Linked DNA regions of Homo sapiens: region 1 is linked to region 2. Evidence: read pairs that join two places in POLR2A ChIA-PET (ENCODE). Cell type or tissue: PC-9. All regions are shown on one strand. Links, peaks and the distances in the headings refer to the core of each region. The heading gives the core; the rest is flanking DNA.

Region 1 (8,832 bases), core at 739-3,238, 51 kb before region 2:
CTTTCTCAGCTGGCTGGGCTCTCCTCAGCCAGCACAGCCGGCTTTAGATCGCTTGTCCTTTACTTTTCAACAGCTTCTGATGATACCTGTGCTTCAGGACAGGCAGCTCTAGATAGCTGGAGTCAACTGTGCAACAGGCAGACAGAGACTTCAGTCAAGGGCAAGGGGGAGGTGTGCCACTGCTCTTGGCTTTGGCTCTCTGGGCCTTCCTATCTGTAGCCACATCGTTGCAGCACCTGGGATAAAATGAGTGGTGCCCATCCGCACAGTCAGATTCCTGACATCATTGATGGCAGCGAACAAGTTCAGTGTTTGCTCAGATCATTTGCCACCCTATGGGGTGGGAAGACTTGAATATCTGGTGCAGCTTTGTCATGTAAATCTTTGCCCACACAGTTTTTGCAGCCACCACTGCTCGCTATGAATCCATATGCATTTCAAGTACTGCCTTGAAGGCTAAATAAATAAAAGTACAACGGCTGTAATACGGGGATAATAAAGTATTTTGATGAAATGTTGGGAACCATGGGAAAGCACTTGCCAGCTTCAGGTCTAGAGGAAACAAATTTTTATTCCCACACTCAGGTCCCTTTCTCTGTTCACCTCCTACTTTATCAAGCCCCCTGGCTGCTCTCCCCCCTCACTTCCCTTCTCCTCCTCTCTCCTTCTCCTAAGATCCATAGCAGAGAATGCAAATATTTTCAGGACTCCAAGTTGGAGAACTGACCTAGAAGATTCAATGAGAAAAGAGATTTTAGTTTTGAGACGTATCAGCCCTTTGTGGATCCAGACAATAGGACTGATATAATTAAGTACTGTAGAGAGTCAAAGAAAAGGCATTTTTTTCCCAGCTCTGTGAGTACCATGTGTTCTGGGTTTGGGAAAATGAAATAACTCAGCCTTATCCTTCATCACCTCCCTGCCCTCACCTCCCACAGAGGAAGACACACATGTCATTTTCTTTCTCTGAGCACCTCTCACTGAGGAGATGTGATAATCTAGCACCACTCTGAGACTCTAGCAACTGTCCAAATGCAGGAAATATTAGAAGGCTGCATATACTCTGCTAGACTCAAATAGCTGTGGACTAATGAGAAGCAAAAAACAGGGAGAAACACAATCCACAATGAACACAATATTCTGATTCAGATTCCAGTCTCCAACTCCTCTACCACCTGCAACTTGTCCATGGGGACTCCTAGGTGAGAGGCTGAAAGCCATTTACTACTTCCTGAAAGCCTTCCTACTTCCTGCATTTTTCAGGAAATACATGAATGAGTTGGGAAATGGCTGAACCAAGGAGAAAGCAGGAAAAGTAAGAGAGACAACAATGCAGAGACTCAAATTGGACCACAGCTCACTCAGCGCAGGAGCTGCCCTGGGGCCATCTGCATCTCTCAGTTCAGCTTCTGGCCACTCCCATCACATTCACCCTCTCCTCCCAGCCTTCCAAGCCCCTGAAATGATGTGCAAAAAAAGAACAGGTGCAAGAAAATAAAAGTTTGGTGCATTCCACTAAAACCCATGCCATTTCTGGAATGGACATGGTGGGATGGAGCAGAGATGAGCAAAATCCCTCCACCCTTGATTTACAGAACGTATCTTTGCAGCCAGAGCACTGTTTCTTGGGAGCAGTGGTGTTCAACCTGCTTATACAGGGTCCAGGATCCCTTCCAGGGGTCTCTGAGAGGATGCGTAATCATGGCAGATGTTTTTTAGTGATGTAGTGTCAGGAACACAACACAGACAAATCAAACCTAGTATGAAAACCCATGACTTCCAAAGAAGCTTTCTGTATAGCTAAAGAGCAACCCTCCACTGCCATGTTCCTGGGATTTGAATATGTGAGCAAATGAACACAGGCCAAACCCCATGGAATTCACCTGGAATCTGGTTTCCATCCTGCAGTGCAAACCCAGCGTTGTGGAGTGAACTCTGCTTTGCTTACATCATATTGGGGTCTGAGGTGAGCCTTCACCCCGTCCTCCTCTGCTTTCTCCTACAGGTTTTGTTCAAGCTCCTCCTGGGCAGTGCTAAGTTTGGAGAAGCCGCCTTATTTTTGTCCATCTTGGGTGTGTTTAACATCCTCTTCATCACCTGCATTCCTATTATCCTCTACTTTACCAAAGTGGAATACTGGAGCTCTTTTGATGACATTCCATGGGGAAACCTTTGTGGATTTTCAGTTCTTTTATTGAGTAAGTGCTAATCACCTGTCCAGAATTCCCAGAAAGCAACCACCCACAGAGGACCCTCAGGAAACATGTTCCCTGAAGGCAGAAAACAGTGCTCTTTGCTATTCTTTAGTTCTCACTGGTTTTTAAGATCTTTCTGTTTCACAAAGTAGTCTTTGAAATGATGACATTGGATTTGAATTCCAGAGCCAGAATCAGTGCAGTAGTCGCAGTGGTCACTGCTGCTCTGAATAATGAACTAATACCCCAGGGTGTTGCATGTTACCTACTAAGCACAGTACAGCAAGGAGCTGATAAATTAATACCTGCAGAGGTCTTAGAACATTGCCTGATAAGTGTCAATATTCAATAAATACTATAGATTATCATTATTATTAATATCATCATCATTGTCTCCATTACTTGATATAAGTCTAGAGCTAGGCAGGAATGCAACCAAGGACATGACTTACCCAGTTTCCATCTAAAAACACATATCCCAGCCAGGTACAGTGGCTCATGCCTGTAATCCCAGCACTTTGGGAGGCCAAGATGGGAGGATCGCTTGAGCCCAGGAGTTCGAGACCAGCCTGGGAAACATGATGAGACCTCATCTCCATAAACATTTAAAAATTAGCCAGGTGCAGTGGTGTGCACCTGCAGTCCCAGCTACTCAGGAGGCTGAAGTGGGAGGATCACTTGAGCAGAGGGATTGAGGCTGCAGTGAGCTATGATTGCACCACTGTGCACCACACTCCAGCCTGGGTGATAGTGCAAGACTGTGCCTCAAAACAAAACAAAACAAAACAAAACAAAAAAACAAAAAACAATTCCCAGAGCTCCTGTTCATGCAGTTATCCCAGAAGCATTGCCAGCAGCAGAGAAAAGCAAAATTGGTAAGATGGTCCCAGTCACCTTCTCAGTGGTTACCATTTCCAAACTTATTTCCCTTCTTCAAAACTCAGGGAACAGAGGGGCTGAGTACTCAGAGTGTCTGCTCCTGGTCCCAAGTCCTGGAGCCCCCAGAGGAACTCTGAGTTCACTGAATCAGAGCAGAGGGTCATTGTAACTCCTATGACTCCAGCCTCATCAGGAAAACCTGGGTCAGATAGGCCAGCAGGGAGGTAAAGTACACAGCAGTCATGAATAACACTCGTTGTTTACATTCTTTATTTCAGCATTCAATATTGTATTAAATTTTGGAATTGCCGTTACATATCCCACTCTGATGTCTCTTGGAATCGTCCTCAGCATACCTGTGAATGCAGGTAAACCTATGCGGCTTTCTATATCTGCACATAAGCACACACACTCAGTCACCTACTCACACACACATACACACACTCATGCATACATACACACTCACACATACACTCACATACACACACTCATGCATACACACACACACACATACTCTCACATACATACTCACATATATTATTGCTCTGCCTGCTATAGAATGCGTGTTTAACTGTCTGCCAAAAAAAAAGCATTTAGGTGAAATGTTGCTATTAGTTATATATGCAATATTTTCTCCATAATGGGCTGATTTTCACATACCACTTCAAGACACAGAAAGTCTAAAGGCATCTTGATTCTAACTGGTATGGGGAGCAGAATGAATCTCATCAGCATTATTAACAAATGTAGGAAATGATGTAGCAGAAAAAAAATGTCACTTTTGCAGGTAACTTTCTGGGGGAGAAAATTTGCTCAAGGCATGAGGTAGAAACATGCTGACAAGCTGAAGAAGCGTGAACGGCATTTTCCCTGACCTCCGGGAAGACAGGGAGAGAACGCCCTTTGCCCAGGAACTCGGGACTGCCCTTTGTTTTCCCCTGGGGACTCGTTGCCAAGGCACACAGTTGACAGCTCTTTCAGAAGCTTGTCTTCACCTGCCCCTCACTGCCTTCCTTTTCCTGGCTCGCACGGATAGGAATTTTGGATTTTCTTCCCAGAACCTCCTGGCCTCATACCTGACCTCCCTAGGCATCCTTCTCTCAGCCAGAAAAGGGCTGTGAATCTGTCCTCCCCAGAACACTCACTCCTTTGTCCCTGGCACAGCTTCCTCCAAAGCCATCTCCCAAATCCTGCCACTTCCAGGCCATTAAAAGATTGCCCCCCCCCCACCCCAAAGGAATGGCAAACCCTTATCCTGTTCAATGTGGTGGTGACTATGCCTGCAGGCACCCCAATTTCCCAAGCCTTTCCTCATGACTTGGTTTCCCACCGCTCCCATTCCAAAGGCGCTCGACCTCTCTGCCCCACCATGGCCCAGACTCCCCCAGAAGGACTGCCTCACAGCGGCGGCAGTGTACCAGGCCTGGGGGAGGTGTCAGGAGACAGGGCTCAGGCCCAGCACCACCACAACCCACCTGGAGATCTGTGGTCCCAACATATCTGCTCTCTGAGCCTTAGCTTGCCTCCCCTGCAAATGAAAAGTCATACCTACCCTTGCTACTTCGGTTGATGTGACAACCAGATGAAATAACCGATGAGACAGCATTTCAAAATGCAGAAAGCACCTGAGCTCCTGGACAGCTGGTAAAAAAGAAAAATGGTCCAGATGCTGCAGGCTTCTGAAAAATCACTTGTCACCGTCCTCCCCCTACATTCTTTGCATCTTTAGTTTGTGGTCATACCGTGTTCCTGTCTCCAGAAGGCGTGCTCCAGTTGTCTTCTATAGAAACTTCCTTTCAGCGTATAATATGGCCAGGTGTTTGAGAGATTCATTAAAATCATTTTTCATTACTTACCTGCAACATAAAAGGTTTAATGATGAGTCCAGAAAAGGAATCCCAGGCCACTCTTGATTGGAAGAGAGAAGCCGGGGACCCTGCCGCGTATCTCACTTGTCAAGGCAGAGCCATTGCCTGGCTTTTGGGTTCTCCCCGACATCTGCTCAAGGGACTGGCTGGTTGGCTCTCCTTATCTAGTGAATTAACAGGGTGTTTTACCAATATTAAAAATTAAAATACAGGCCAGGCACGGGAGCTCACGCCTGTAATCCCAGCACTTTGGGAGGCCAAGGTGGGAGGATCGCTTGAGCCCAGGAGTTCTAGACCAGCCTGAGCAACATGACAAAACCCCATCTCTACAAAAATAATAATAATAATAATAATAACAAAAATTAGCCAGGCGTGGTGGCACCTATAGTGCCAGCTACTCAGGAGGCTGGATGGGAGAATCGCTTGAGCCCGGGAGGTGGAGGTTGCAGTGAGCCCTGATGGCACCACTGCACTCCAGCTTGTGTGACAGAGTGAGACCCTGTCTCAAAAAAAAAAAAAAAATACAGTTGACCCTTGAACAATGTAGAGAATGGGGGCACAAACCCCTGAATAGTTGAAAATCCACATACAACTTTCAGTTCCCCAAAAACTTAACTACTAATGGGGTACTGTTGACCAGAAGCCTTACTGATGAAAAACAGTTGATTCACATATGTTGTATGTGTTATTTGTGTTATGTATTGTACTCTTACAATAAAGTTAAAGAAAAGAAAATGTTATTAAGAAAATCGTAAGAAAGAGAAAATATATTTGCTACTTGTTAAGTGGAAGTGGGCCACATAAAGGTCTTCATCTTCACTGTCATCTTCACATTGAGTAGGCTGAGGAGGAGAAGGAAGAGGAGGGGTTGGTCTTGCTGTCTTGGTGTGGCAGAGGTGGAAGAAAATCCACATGTAAGTGGATCCGTACAGTTCAAACCCATGTTGTTCAAGGGTCAAATGCGTGTGTGTGTGTGTGTGTGTGTGTGTGTGTGTGTGTACTATCTATCTCTCATCTCCTCAACTGCCCTTCATTCACTTGTTTTAATCACATAAATCAATGTTTGAACTACCAAGTCAGTTTTGGGAGGTGACATACAAGTGCAAGGCTTCATACCAGAGAGGTTTGATAAAGTTAAGGGTTGTTTACTAGAGGTAACCCCAGCCCACCTGGAACAAAATCATACTGAGGAGAATCCTGTGGTCCAGGGAAGACCACAACACTGCCAGACAGAGGAGGGTGCCCCCAGGCCCTGCCCACTCTCCAGGGACATGCCCCCAACCCTGCAGCTGAGAAACCTCCATGCTCTGTCTCCCACAGTGATTGATCACTACACCAGTCAGATCGTCTTCAATGGGGTCCGGGTCATCGCCATCATCATCATCGGCCTGGGTTTTCTCCTCCTGCTCCTGCCAGAGGAGTGGGATGTCTGGTTGATCAAGCTGCTCACCCGACTCAAAGTGAGGAAGAAGGAGGAGCCTGCAGAGGGCGCTGCCGACCTGAGCTCAGGACCTCAGAGCAAGAACAGAAGAGCCCGCCCTTCCTTCGCCCGCTAACACCACTCCTCTAGAACTCGGTGGTAATGACTGGGAGGTCTATTCCTGCCGGGAGGAACCTCAGTTGGGTAAGGTGTACATACCTGTACAGTTTTGGTCATCTGCGGTAAGTTCTATGGTATTTATTGGCATGTCCAATTTGCTTGCACTTTTCCACATCAGACCTTCCACTTAAGGGTACCAATTCAATACAAAAGAGAAAAGAAGAACCTCTCAGTGCTTTTCCAACGAATGTAAAGTGGGTTTAAAAGTTCCCTGCGTAGATCGTTTTGGATGGCTGACGTTCTTGACAAGCCAGCCATCAGGGCAAGTGTTTTGAATCTTAGCAAGTGTTTTGAATCTTAGCAACTGAACATGACATTGCACACTGTGATTATTTTTCAGCTATGGTAGGTCATATTTTGTTTTATACCAGAGCTGTACTCTTAATTTTAAGGAATTTCAATGAACCAAAAGATAACTGTCAATTTATTTGGATGGATGGATGGAGGGATGGAAGGAGGGAGGGAAGGATGTCTGGGATGTGAAGAGGCAAGGCAGAAATGGATGATGAACATCAAAAACTGTCAGAGGACAGGTCTGTGCCAGGTACCAGGAAGGACAAGATAAGTCCAAGCCCCGGCTGGCCTGCTCTCACGTGTCTGTGTAAGATCATGCAAGAGAAATCACAGTGCCTTCTACAGAATTTTCGTCTTTACCTATGTGAAGCGAGGTGACGTGATACGTCACTGGCGCCGTCTTATAATTTAGATGTAAAAATCTTTAGAAACAAATAAAACTCTCTATATATGTGTATGTCTGTGTACAAAAAAATGACAGAGCTGATGGCCAGTGTATACAGAGCGTGGCCCGCGGTGTACAATACCCATATAAGGTACATTGTGCAGGAGGGGAATTGCTGGCTGCTTTTACTTCCTGACCAAGACTGAAAAATTATTTACTGAAATCTGTAAACCTTTTTATGAAACTTTTAAGCACCAGGCTGTTTACTTACACAATTTAGGTCTGCCAGAAAATTCTATCTGTGATAGATCTGTAAAGAGGGTCAGGGGTTAGAGTTTACTATTTTTGAAGTTTACATTGTTACATATGAAATGGAAACATTATTTTGAAACGTTGTCATAACCCAATGGTGCATTCTGTAACCATGGAGTCTTCTGTTTCCTGGGGGAAAGGGGCATTCATGACCTGAACTTTTTAGCAAATTATTATTCTCAGTTTCCATTACCTGTTTGGCCAAACAGATTAATAAAATATTTGAAAAAGAAGCGTTCAGTGCTGTCTCCATGGCCATTCTGTTACTTTCCCACTGCACCAGTCCTGAAGCAGTCCTCACCACATTCTGGCTTTTCCTCAATTGCACTTGCCCCCAAGAACCTTCAGGGTGGGTAAGCCAGCCCATCTGTCTCAAGGGAAGGAGACTGTAATATCGATAGAATTGACTTTTGCAAAAGTGAAATGCAGAAGCATCCCCAAAGCCTCACAGAAGCTCTAAGTCCTGGGGCAGCCTCTCCCTCCTCCACTTTTCCCCTGTTCCTCTCCCTCTCCCTCAAGGCACCTGCCCTCCGCTCAGCCCTGCCTGTGGCTTCCTTCTCACTTTTTCTTCTGAACGGGATCCGCAGCTCAGTTTACACTGGTCTCTAAGTGCCACCTAGAGCGGCAGCCCCAGTCCATAAATCTACCCAGTCTTCCAGCTCAGCCCCCACAGCCGCCTGCCTGCCTTGGGCATCCTAACTTAATGCTGGCATTTTCAATAATTTGATTGCTCCACTTCAGTAACATTATGCAGCTGTTCCAAGCAGCTGCTATGCCAGGGGCTATGAGAGCCAGTGGGTCTCATTCTAGGGCTACAGAGGGCCAAGTACTCTAGGAAGGGGTGTGAGCCAAGGGGAAACAAGAGCCTTTTTAGTACACCTCATCCCATCACCCACACCTAGAGCGTCTACACTCCATGCACCACACGTACCACTTGACACATGGGCTCTAAACCTGGAGAATCTCGTTATCCAGAGCAGAGAGCTCCCCTACCCCATGTGTCCAGGCATGTCTGGGAGGGGGCAGCTGGGGCAGCAGGATGCTGGGCTAGTTACCTCCACTACCCTGTTGAGGCTCCAAATCCCAGGGAGACAAACAGATATTTCCTTTGTAAGCCAGGACACGAAAAAGTGGGGAAGCCCTGCCTTAGGGTAGATTCATCTTATTCTCCCATTGGGCAAAAATGACCATGAAAACCCAAAAGAGTTGAGAACATGGACTCAAAGGGATATGTGCACACCCACATTCGTGGCAACACTATTCACAACCAAAAGTGGAAGCGGCCCAAGTGCCCATTGA
Region 2 (12,270 bases), core at 9,257-11,756:
CTCAACTCAAAAGTTACTTCCTTCATGAAGAAGTTCCCAGTCCCCCAAAATCAAATAAGCACCAAGTCTGCCCTCGAGTGCCACCTATCTCACACCACTGCCTCATATTGGATGTCTTGGTGACCTTGGTCAGTCCTCTTATTAACTTCCAAGTCTCTTAAAGGCAGGAACTGTTTCCATTATGCAGACTGCATTCTTAAAAGTATTCATGAAACAAATAAATAAATGATATATGTGAAGTCCTCTGTTCGTGGCCAAACCAAAATCATTTCAGGGGAACAGGATGAATGAAAAATCACATCTTAGGGTTGTAGCTGCTGTAAGTAGAATAAGTGCAAATATCGTGGGCACTAAAAGCTAATAAAAACATAGGGTACACTATCCAGAGGACAGAATAACTCTCTGGTTACCAGATGTGAGGCAATTAACATTCTATGTGGGTTCTGATTATTGAATGCTTAAAGAATTGCTCTAGTGTGGGCTAATGGTGGGAAGGGGCTTCACCTGTAGTGTGTTGAAGTCTCATTTACTATGCCAATAACAGCACATTCCTCACCCTGGAACCTGAGTAATCTCTATACATCCTCAGGCCTAAAGAGACAAAAAAGCTCAAATCTTAGGTCTCTCATGGCTGGAAAGGGGACAAACTGGTCGAAAGTATGGCTTCATCTTATGTTATGGTGGGAAATAATAGAATATTGGCTGCTATGAGGGATAGGCTGGGAGTCAGGTGGGAGGTGAACATTAAGAAGGAGAGGGACTGACCTGAAGCCTACGGAGTGTTGCTATCACTCATCACAGGGTTAATTTTGAGAGGCATCTATGTTTGTGCAGTTGCGTTTTCTGTAAACATTATTGTTTTGCTCCACTATGGTATTTCTTAAAGTGTTTTGGAAAAGTAAGGAAAGAGGCCGGGCACAATGGCTCACGCCTATAATCCCAGCACTTTGGGAGGCTGAGGCAGGTGGATCACTTGAGGTCAGGAGTTCGAGACCACCTGGCCAACATAGTAAAACCTCATCTCTACTAAACATACTAAAATTAGCCAGGTGTGGTGGCACACGCCTGTAGTCCCAGCTACTCAGGAGGCTGAGGCAGGAGAATCCTTTGAACCCGGTGGGTGGAGGTTGCAGTGAGCCGAGATAGCACCATTGCACTCCAGCATGGGTGACAGAGTGAGACTCTATCTCAAAAAAAAAGAAAAGAAAAGGAAAGAGATTAGATTAAGATTAAGTACCTACTTCCTCTCCCACTTCAAGTCCTGGAAATAGAGGATCAGAAATGTTGAGGAATTCTTTAGGATAGAAAGGAGATGGGATTTTACTTATGGGAAGACAGCAAATAAAGACTGCAACTTAACACATACACAGGTGAAAGTGTTAGCAAGAGTAGGAACCATTTGCTCTACATAACTCCAGAAAAAACTCATACTAAAATGAAAACATAAAGCAGGCAGTTCTGAGCAATTCCCATCCTTTCTCTACAAAAAGAGAGACGGTACTAAATAAAACATAATTTAGCAATCACAAGCATGAACAGATAGACCACAAAATTTACCGAGCATTTAAGCAAGATCAACACTATGAATGAAGACATTAAACCAAAAAGTCAGAGGCACTACCATCTAAGGAAAAGGAATAAATTATAAATTAAAAGAACATAAGAGAACTAAAATAAGGTGTAATTAATGTTTTCAAAAGATAGCATAAAACAAGAGCAAGAACAAATTGCTTTATCATATGGGATCTAGCCTTCAGCTCTGAATGGGAGATCCTATTACTGACAAAGTCTGTCTTTCCAAAATGGGGTCTTTCTCTGTTCAGTTCAGAAGCCAATACACAAAAACAAAAGTGAGCATCAAGCAGTTCAGGTTTCGTTCGATGGCCATAGAATTGAGAAGTGGGAGCTTGGCTCACAAATCAATTTCATAGCTCTTGCAAGTGAGTATATCACAAATATAGGGCATCTTTAATGAAGGGGTTAAGCATTAAGAGCAAGAGGAGGAATATTCATGTCTTTTCTGGGAATGGGCAGAGAACCGCTCAAAACCAGAGTGCGCTTTCCTTTTTGTCCTTTCATGGTTTCCTCTGGCTGTTGTCAGGGTGATTGTCAACTGTCATGGCACTGGTGGGAGAGTCGTTTAGCATGGACATTAGACTATAATGAAGTTAGAGGTTCTTCAGAGGTCAAGTGAGCTGCCATCTTGGATCCAGTCTTAGTAAGTTAGATCACAAGGGGGAAATTCAGACCTCAGGCATCCTGTTTCCTAAAGATAAGCAGGGTTAAGACAGGATAGAAATTCACCTAGGTCATGTAGGCATTACAATGTGTAACAATCCTAAATATCAACTCTCATGACTGGCCTAGGACCTTGAAACAACAGGAACTATGTCCAAATACCATGAAACTTTCATGTAGTATCAGTGTTAATGTCAGTATGTAGATTCTTTGGCTTGCAGGGAGGACTTGCGTGGCAGAAGTGCTTTGGTAACAGAAAAGAAAATTTAACTTGTGAGCTCTTTCTTCTCAGGTAGCACGAATGTAACAGACTCCTGTATGACAAAATATATTTTCCCAGGAATGGCAAGCACCCATTTTTGTCCAATTCATGGTTCTGGAGGTACTTACAAATTAGTGTGATGTTCATAATAGTTGCTCTCAGAAATTGCAGAACAGTTTGCAATTTTTTTTTTTTAAAAGGGGTCTCGCTCTCTTGCCCAGGGTGGAGTGCAGTGGCGTGATCTCGGCTCACTGCAACCTCCGCCTCCCAGGTTCAAGAGATTCTCCCACTTCAGCCTCCTGATTTGCTGGGACAACAGACATGCACGACCATGCCCAGCTAATTTTTGTATTCTTTTGGTAGAGACAGGGCTTCACCATGTTGGTCAGGCTGGTCTCGAACTCCTGACCTCAAGTGACCTGCCCGCCTTGACCTCCCAAAGCACTGGGATTAGAGGCATGAGCCACAGTGCCCAACCACATTTTTATTATTAAACAATTCATAATACTCTTAAAGATGTATGCTTAAAGGTCTAGAGTGAGACATGATACCAATTTGTTATACTGACAGCCAAACTTTGTACACTAAACTTGTAAATATTTTTTACAAACACATTTAGTAAGTATGTAATTAAATGTTTAGAAAATTAAATAAAAACTCAACTCATTATAATAATAATGATTTATTGTTTCATAGACCTTGATTATCACTGGTTTTGCCTTATAGATTTTAATAGATAAGTTTGAATACTTGAGCATAACCACATCATGAAAATATGTAAAAATAACTTTTTAAAAATTCTTTACATTTACTTTAATTTACATTTTTTATAAATATATATTTGGTGTAATTTGAACACAATTATATTTACTTCTTAATTCTTTTAGATCTGTATACAAATTATGTGAAACTCCTTCTGTTTTTTATATTTTATTTTTTGCCTAAGTTCTACCTCAGGATCTAGAAACTCTTTCTTTTAACAACGTAGTTAACAATTTTGCTGAAACAAAGGCAAGAAAGATACATTTTACAGAATACATACTTTTGAATAGATTATTTTGTTGCTGAATCAAATATTGCTGATTCATCAACAGGACTGTAATAATAATTAAATTCAGCCATCTTTGACATTTTGGCAACTTTATAAAAACCATACCTTTATACATCTTTTTAAATGTTGCTGTTATGAAGGTACACTTGTCAAGGTACAGGAAAAATCATTTTATTTTCAGCTTGATTCATAACTTTTAAGTACCAAGCATACGAGGCATGGGTTCTCATTTATACTCTTTTCCCACCTACCAGAAACAGGCCTGGTCAGACTGGAATAATTTCGGATGCAACTGTAATCCTTGTAAATGAAAATAGGTTACAATCATCCATTAAGAACAGAGATTCTCAGCTGGGCGAGGTGGCTCACGCCTGTAATCTCAGCACTTTGGGAGGCCAAGGTGGGCGGATCACGAGGTCAGGAGATCGAGACCATTTTGGCCAACATGTTGAAACTCCGTGTCTACTAAAATACAAAATAAAAATTAGCCGGGCATGGTGGCGTGTGCCTGTAGGCCTAGCTACTTGGGAGACTGAGGCTGGGGAATCACCTGAACTCCGGAGGTGGAGGTTGCAGTGAGCCAAGATTGTGCCACTGCACTCCAGCCCGGCAAGAGAGTAAGACTCTGTCTCAAAAAAAAAAACAGAGATTCTCACCGAAGAATTTTCAGTGTCACCGTATGCTCTGTACAAGAGGTGAAACTAAAACTAAAACAAAATGACCCAAAAAAGGATGCAAATACATGATTTTTAAAAGATACGCTAAGGAAATGCTACAAAAATGAAAGGAAATGAGGTAATATTAATATCAGTTAATAAAATTCAAGGCCAGAAATGTTAAATGAGTAAATAAGAAATGTATGTTGATGGTATATGTAATCATATATACCTAACAAGATAGCTGTAAGCTATAACTGTTAGAAATATAAACAGAGACAAATATATAATAATTGTGACATATTTTAATATACTTCTTTCAGTGATTAAGAAAGCATTTAATAACAGCAACAGCAATAAAAATGTGTGGGTTTTGAGTGAATAGCACAATGCAAGCTTAGCTGTATAGATGGATGATGGATGGATGGGTGGATGAATACATACATACGGCTGGGCGCAGTGGCTCACGTCTGCAATCCTAGCACTTTGGGAGGCCGAGGCGGGTGGATCATCTGAAGTCGGGAGTTCGAGACCAGCCTGGCCAATATGGTGAAACCCCATCTCTACTGAAAATACAAAAAATTAGCCGGGTGTAGTGGCGCATGTCTGTAATCCCAGCTACTCGGGAGGCTGAGGCATGAGAATCGCTTGAACCCAGGAGGCAGAGATTGTGGTGAGCCGAGATCGCGCCACTGCACTCCAGCCTAGGCGACAGAGGAAGACTCCGTCTCAAAAAAAAAAAAAGAATATATACATACATACATATAGGTTGATAGCTAACTAGGTAGATATATAGATATACAGATACATATACAGTTGATAAATAGATTTGCTCAGCTATAATATTATAAACTATAAATATTACAAGCTCTCATGGATGAAATTGATATCTTAAATCAACGGGGAAAGAATGGAATATTCAAAACTGGTGTTGGCATATTGGACAATGGACGTGCGAGCAGGTTTTAATTTAAATAGGGAGAATTGCTTAGGACTTGATGAGCCAAGACTTGGAGGCGAAGAAGTGGTTGGAGAAACCACCCCAGGCAGAGGAACCCCAGGGGTCAGCCAATGCAAGGCTCTAAATTAGGAAGTACTCAGTGAGGCTGAGAACAATAAGGCACTAAGTTCTTTTAGGTTCTCAGGCCTTTGCACTTATCTCTGCTTCAAATGCCTCCTTTTCCCTTCCTATCTGGGAAACATTCACTCTTTCTTCAGTGTAGCCTCCAAGTTCACTTGCTCAGTGAAGGCCCCTCTGATTCTCCCAGAAAGGATGTGCTACCCCATCCTCCGTGCTCACAAGCCTCGGCCCACAGCTCAGGATTAGTTTTTATTACAGTGTGGCTTTAGGTTTTCATATCTGACTTCCCCACCAGACTATGAACAAATCAAAGGCAAAGATTGCGTTTCATTGAGCTGTGCTTCCCCGAACATCAGGCATAGTGCATAAGACACACTCACTCCATAAACCTTTGTATGTCAAATGAGAGATATTATGTATTAAGCAGTCCAATTCCTCTTTTCACTGTGCATTCTTCATGCAAATGGCAGCTGTGTCTTAGGTGTTTCCCATATGTAGCGACAAGGTATTATGTACTATAAGGAATAAATGGGAAATTACCAAACCCCTTCTCTAAGCAGAACTGAGGGCAGGGATTTCACATCAAACAGACCATGAAATAAATGGAGAGGGCTAATTTGTATTTATTTATGTATTTATTTATTTTTATTTATTTATTTATTGAGAGAAAGTCTCGCTCTGTCGCCCAGGCTGGAGTGCAGCGGTGCGATCTCAGCTCACTGCAACCTCCGCCTCCCGGGTTCAAACGATTCTCATGCCTCAGCCTCCCAAGTAGCTGAGATTACAGGTGTGCGCCACCACACCCAGTTAATTTTTTGTATTTTTTAGTAGAGACAGGGTTTCACCATGTTGGCCAGGCTTGTCTCGAACTCCTGACCTCAAATGATCTGCCTGCCTCAGCCTCCCAAATTGCTGGGATTACAGGCATGAGCCACCGTGCCTGGCTGCGGAGTGGGCTAATTACAGAACATGTTGTACTGGCTAGGAATACAAAAGCCATCAGGAAAAGGCCAAATGAGTGTGCTCTCCTGTCACTGAAGGCTTCTGAAAGGATATGGGCCAGTGCATCAGATTTTGTTGCTGAGCAGGTTGGAGAAGAGCATCAAAGGTGAGAGCAAAGGTAAGAACCAGCATAGATGTGGGAATGAGTGGGTGGGTGCACCGGCCAAGAAGGGGCCTGACTGAAGGACCAGGGAACAACCAATAGGTTATGGAAGGCTGGAGTCAGATTGCAGAGACTAGAGACTCCTAATATCAGGCTGAGAAATCAAATAGCTGTTCATCATTTGTGCCTGAGGATGGATCAGAGCAACGTGATGAAAGTGGCACTTGTGTAAGACTTGCCCAGCAAAGTAGGGCAAGGATGGATGCAAGGGAAAGAATCTGGAGCCTCAGGCCAAGAAGAATCAGGATCTGTTATACAAGGACCCAGGTATGGGGGCTTGAAAGCAACTTGGGGGCTAGGACTGTGTCTGGACCACCATGTGGCCCCATATTGGTGGTAGGGACTGAGTGTTGAATACGTGAATGTTGTGAATTAATTAAGAAGAAAAGAGTTGAGAGTTGTTTTTAATCAAGGAACAGTAGGCTCTAATGATAGAGAGACCTCCTCACCTCTTTCCCACAAACCCCCATCCTGCACCCTATGTTCCAGGGATAGTAAGCTGTTCACTGTTGTCAAGAGACTGGTTCTGCCCTATCTCTGGACATTCGTATTACTGCTTGCTTTGCCTGGAAGGGAAGGGAAGACATTTCTGACTGAATCAAAAAGTGATTTAGAGGAGTAAATATAAAGAAGTTTTAGGAATACCTTAATCAATTTCTGCTTTTATTTTCATTTTAATGTATTTAAAAGTATAATACAATGAAAATAATCCATGCCTAAATATGTCTAAATAGGTTTTAATGTTTAAGATAAAAATCTTAGGTAGGGCTGGGCTCACATCTGTAATCCCAGCATTTCGGGAAGCTGAGGCAGGTGGATCACTCGAGGTCAGGAATTCGAGACCAGTCTGGCCAACATGGAGAAACCCCACCTCTACTAAAAATACAAAAATTAGCTGGGTGTGGTAGTGGGCACCTGTAATCCCAGCTACCTGGGAGGCTGAGGCATGAGAATAGCTTGAATCCGGGAGGCGGAGGTTGCAGTGAGCTGAGATCATGCCACTGCACTCCAGCCTGGGCAACAAAGCAAGACTCTGTCTCAAAAACAAAAAGAAAAATCCTCGGTAATAAAAAGCATTGTGTTATACTCAATTTGGCAATGTTTTTTCTTTTCTTAGTCGTATATAAAATAATGGTGCAGGCCGGGTGCGGTGGCTCACGCCTGTAATCCCAGCACTTTGGGAGGCCGAGGCGGGCGAATCACAAGGTCAGGAGATCAAGACCATCCTGGCTAACACGGTGAAACCCCGTCTCTACTAAAAATTCAAAAAATTAGCCCGGCGTGGTGATACGCGCCTGTAGTCCCAGCTACTCGGGAGGCTGGGCAGGAGAATGACTTGAACCCGGGAGGAAGAGGTTGCAGTGAGCTGAGATCGGGCCACTGCACTCCAGCCTGGGGGACAGAGTGACACTCTGTCTCAAAAAGAAGAAGAAGGAGAAGGAGAAGGAGAAGAGTGCAACTTATGATGAATGCATCTTAGATGAGATGAAACATTTTTCTGTTTATAAGACTTCTCTTCCTTTAAGTCTAAGATAAAGTGACTTCTATAATACAGTAATATTAATAATTAACATTTTCTTTTTTCTTTTTCCTATAACACTTACCTAACATACTACATATACTTTATTTGTTATGTCTATTGCTTATTGTCTCCCTGCTAAAATGCACATTCCATGAGGGTAGGAATTTTTATCTATATGTTCTCTGATGTCTCCTAAGCCCCTAAAACAGCACATAGTAAGTGCTCTCTCTCTCTCTGTCTCTCTCTCTCTCTCTCTCTATATATATATATGTGTGTATGTTGAATGAATGAAATTTTTTAATGTGCTAGACACTCTTCTAAGTGCTTTGCATGGCTTGTTTCATTTAACTTTCACAAGAAACCTAAGGTCTATATTACCACCCACATTTTCAGTCGAGGGAACCAATGTATACAAAGATTCAGTAACCTGACCAAGGTTGCACAGCTTGACACTGGAGGAAATAGAATTCAAGTGTAGTCTGCCTCTGAACACAATACTCTTCTCCATTCCACTGTGCTGTTTCTAATACCACCTGTGTTCCCCTTTTTGAGGTCTCTTGGCAAACTCCTGTTCTGGACACCCATTGCATTGGATGCCTGCCTCTATCATAGCTCTTATTGCCCTTTATTAGAGGATAATATGGTCCATGTCCTCCACTAGACTGAGCTTCTCAAAGGCTGAGACCTACCTTATTTGTCTTTTTTGAGACGGAGTCTCGCTCTGTTGCCCAGGCTGGACTGCAGTGGCACGATCTCAGCTCACTGCAACCTCCGCCTCCCGGGTTCATGCCATTCTCCTGCCTTAACCTCCTGAGTAGCTGGGACTACAGGCACCCGCCACCACGCCTGGCTAATTTTTTGTATTTTTAGTAGAGACGGGGTTTCACCCTGTTAACCAGGATGGTCTCAATCTCCTGACCTCATGATCCACCCGCCTCGGCCTCCCAAAGTACTGGGATTACAGGCATGGGCCACTGGCCTCTTATTTGTCTTTATCCCCAAGGCCAACCATGGAGGCTGGCACTGCACAGATGCATAATGTCTGTGAAATGGATTGGCTATGTAAATACAGAGCAGGGAGCATAAAAGAGAACTGGAAGGCTTCTAACGGGAAGACAAAGGACTTGTGGAACTGATGAAAAAGAACAGCTTAAGAAGAGCAGCGCTTCTAGAGAGAAAATATCGAGTCCAGTTCTGAACGTCTTGGAATGATGGAAAGATAAACAAGTGAAGATATCCAATAGGGATGTGGAACAAGAAAACTGTCACAAAGGTTCTTTTAAGGACCAAAACATAGTCTTGCAAGTCTTTGTGACAGAAGTGCTAACTGAAACTATCAGAGTGAATTGACTCACCAACTAAAACAATGCAGAGAGAGAGAGAGGAGAGCAAGAGAGAGAGAGAAATGAAGGGACAGCATCTTGGCGTATACCTATAGTTAAGGGGGTTGAGGAAGGCAAGGAGACAGCACAGAGATCTAGAAGAAATTCAGAAGATCGCTGTAGCAACACTGAAGTCAAGGGAATCGTTCTCCGGTCTGTGCCCGTGAGTAGGTGTCTGTGATAACTGCTTTGTAACAGTACAGATTATAAATAAAAGTCTGTGGGCAGCAACAGAAAAACAACACATACATTTTCAGTGCGACTGGGTCTGTCTGGCCCTGCCCACCAGTGGTTTGGGGATCTACTTCGTTCCGACTAGAGAGCACCCACTCAAAATTTCCTCTGGATGGCAACCCAGCACAACACGTCTTCCACCTCTTCACACTGACTCCTCCTCGCCTCCTCTCTCCTCCAAACATAGGCTGGGTGATTACACCCTCTTTGTGTCAAAACAGCACACTTGAAATCATTTTATGGCACCCACATTGTTCCATTTTAATCTTTAAGATTTTGTAAGGTGAAATGGTCTTTGCAATTGTTATCCTGTGTTAATTTTCTTTTTCTTATTGACACCACAAAATTCCTCTCTTCTAGTTTGTTTTTGCTCTGTTAGTAAAACCAGCATTTCCCAACTGGCGAACTAGACTTCTTCAGGGGTAAGGTGGGGAATGTTATTGCAACTCACTACATCTCTCTGGTAATATCTTCCTTGTCTATCCCTTAAGCTTACCACAGACCACTAGGAATTGCTTAGGTGCACGGTGGCATTTAGCACTAGAGACCACTAACTTTTGACCTCGAAGAGCACTTAAGATACTAAATTCATTAAAAATTTAGTAATAACACTACAAATATTCTGTGTGACCACTATTTTTACCTTTCTGTAAATCAAATTTATTAAAGATGACCTTCCTCAGGTCAATTACTCATTTTATTTGTTTAGAAATTGTGAGATATACATTCCTATGGAAAAGTGAATAAAACATATATGTACAGTTTATTTAAAGAATAATTATAAAGCGAACACTCAGGTCCATAAATAAAACATTCTCCGCATCCCAGGAGCCCCACCATGTGCCCCTCCCTGATCATATCTCCTTTCTTACCCTAGAGAGGAACATTTGTGATAATCATTTCTTAGCTTTTCTGTATAGTTTTACTACTTATGACTGTTATTTTAAACAATATAGTAGAGTTCTGCCCGTTTTTGAACTTTATGTAAGTGGAAATATTCTGTATTCATTGGTTGTCTCAGTATGGCAATTCACCATGTTATTGTAAATAATCGTTTGTTTCTCTTTGTTGCTGTATTATATTTCACAGTATGACTATACCATAATTTATCCATTCTATTGTTGATACAAGTTTGAGTTGCATAATGGTTTCAGCTATTAAAAAAATGCATATGTACAGGAAATTCTGTAGAGTTGCTGAGTCACAGTGAATGTGTATCTTCAATCTTACTAGATAATTCAATCTTACTAGATAATGCCACACTGTTTTCCCTGATTGTATCAACTTATGCTACCACAGTGTATGAGGATATTCCTTGCTTCTTCCTTAAAACTTGTTTCTGTCAGACTTTTAAATTATTTTTTGATCTGCTGGGTGTCTAATAGTACTGCATTGTTATTTTCATGTTCCTTTCTATAGTTACTAATGGGAATGTTGGTCCTTTCATGTATTAGTCATTTGCATTTGGTGCTGTGCCTATTTAAGCTTTTTGCCCATTTTCAAAATGGGCAAGTCTATTTCTTATTGATTTGTGTTATTTGTATATTCTGGATACTAATCCTTTTTCACTTGCTTCATGGTATTGTTTGGTAAACAAAAGTCCATTACTTTTATGTAGCCCAATATTTTTATGTATGTAACACATCTTTTTTTTTTTTTTTTTTTTTTTTTTTTTGACGAAGTCTCTCCCTGTTACCCAGGCTGGAGTGCAATGGCATGATCTCAGCTCACTGCAACCTCCGCCTCCTGAGTTCAAGCAATTCTCCTGCATCAGCCTCCTGAGTAGCTGGGATTACAGGCACACACCACCATATCCGGCTAATTTTTTGTATCTTTATTAGAGACGGGGTTTCACCATGTTGGCCAGGCTGGTCTCGAACTCCTTACCTCATGATCCGTCTGCCTCAGCCTCCCAAAGTGCTGGGACTACAGGCGTGAGCCACCGCACCCGGCCACATCATTTGATAATTACTGAGACTTTCCTTTATGGCTAAAAATTCCTCTTAACCTAAGTCATAAAGATTTTTTCTTATATAGGTCCACATAACTCACCTGAAATCCCTGGAGCCAGATGTTTGAAATATAGACTATTTTAAATATTAGAAGGGTAGTATGAAACATACAACATATATTGTATAATATTCTCAACAAGAACTGGGACAGTACCCATAATGAAATACATTAATATTTCTACCGAAAAGCATATGCAGTCACCTAAGTGATAATAACAACTATAAAGAGCCTCATGTTACTTTAAGTCGTATTTTTCACCAAATGAGTTCCAAAGTGTGTGGTGTTTCAGAGGTTTGGGGATTTTATAATTAGTACAAAAGTTATGGTAGCCTTATTCAGTAAGAATGGAATGATTTCAAAGTTTGTAGGAACTTACTGGTGGAGCCACGTACCTGGGATTTGTGTGTATGAAGATTCTTCACTACTCATTCAAATTATGTAATAGTTTCTCTACTTTTGAGTTGTTTTTCTTGAAGTTTGTACAGTCATCTAAATCTTATTTGCACTAAATTGTTTACAAGATTATCTAACTTTTTTGATGTCTATAGTATTTCTAGTTTCCATTCTTGATAAAGATTGTTGACATCCCTCCTTTTATAGCTATTAGATGTTTGCCAATTTTAATTTTTCTTTTCCAAAAAAAATCAACTTTTGGCTTCTTTCAAC

What was found. ChIA-PET counts read pairs that join two places held together with the same protein. Peaks named below come from ENCODE experiments on the same cell type or tissue, not always from the same donor. Only the 100,000 strongest peaks of a DNase experiment are listed, where the experiment ranks them.
Region 1: POLR2A ChIA-PET joins it to region 2 with 8 read pairs; 15 of 35 experiments call an interaction of 5 or more read pairs at or near these places.

The regions. Positions count from the first base shown.
Region 1 is chr1:234,316,746-234,325,577 of GRCh38, forward strand. SLC35F3 (solute carrier family 35 member F3) reads left to right here. Exons shown (of 8, transcript NM_173508.4): 6 at 2,006-2,198; 7 at 3,353-3,442; 8 at 6,263-7,766. The coding sequence ends at 6,498. Among named protein-coding and RNA genes, the nearest start is that of MIR4671, 15 kb to the left of the region's middle. In PC-9, for the core only: no CTCF peak of the experiment used is centred there; no DNase peak of the experiment used is centred there.
Region 2 is chr1:234,359,176-234,371,445 of GRCh38, forward strand. No RefSeq gene overlaps it. Among named protein-coding and RNA genes, the nearest start is that of COA6, 8.1 kb to the right of the region's middle. In PC-9, for the core only: no CTCF peak of the experiment used is centred there; a DNase peak (open chromatin) is centred at 10,736; H3K4me3 peaks cover 457 bases; H3K27ac peaks cover 2,500 bases.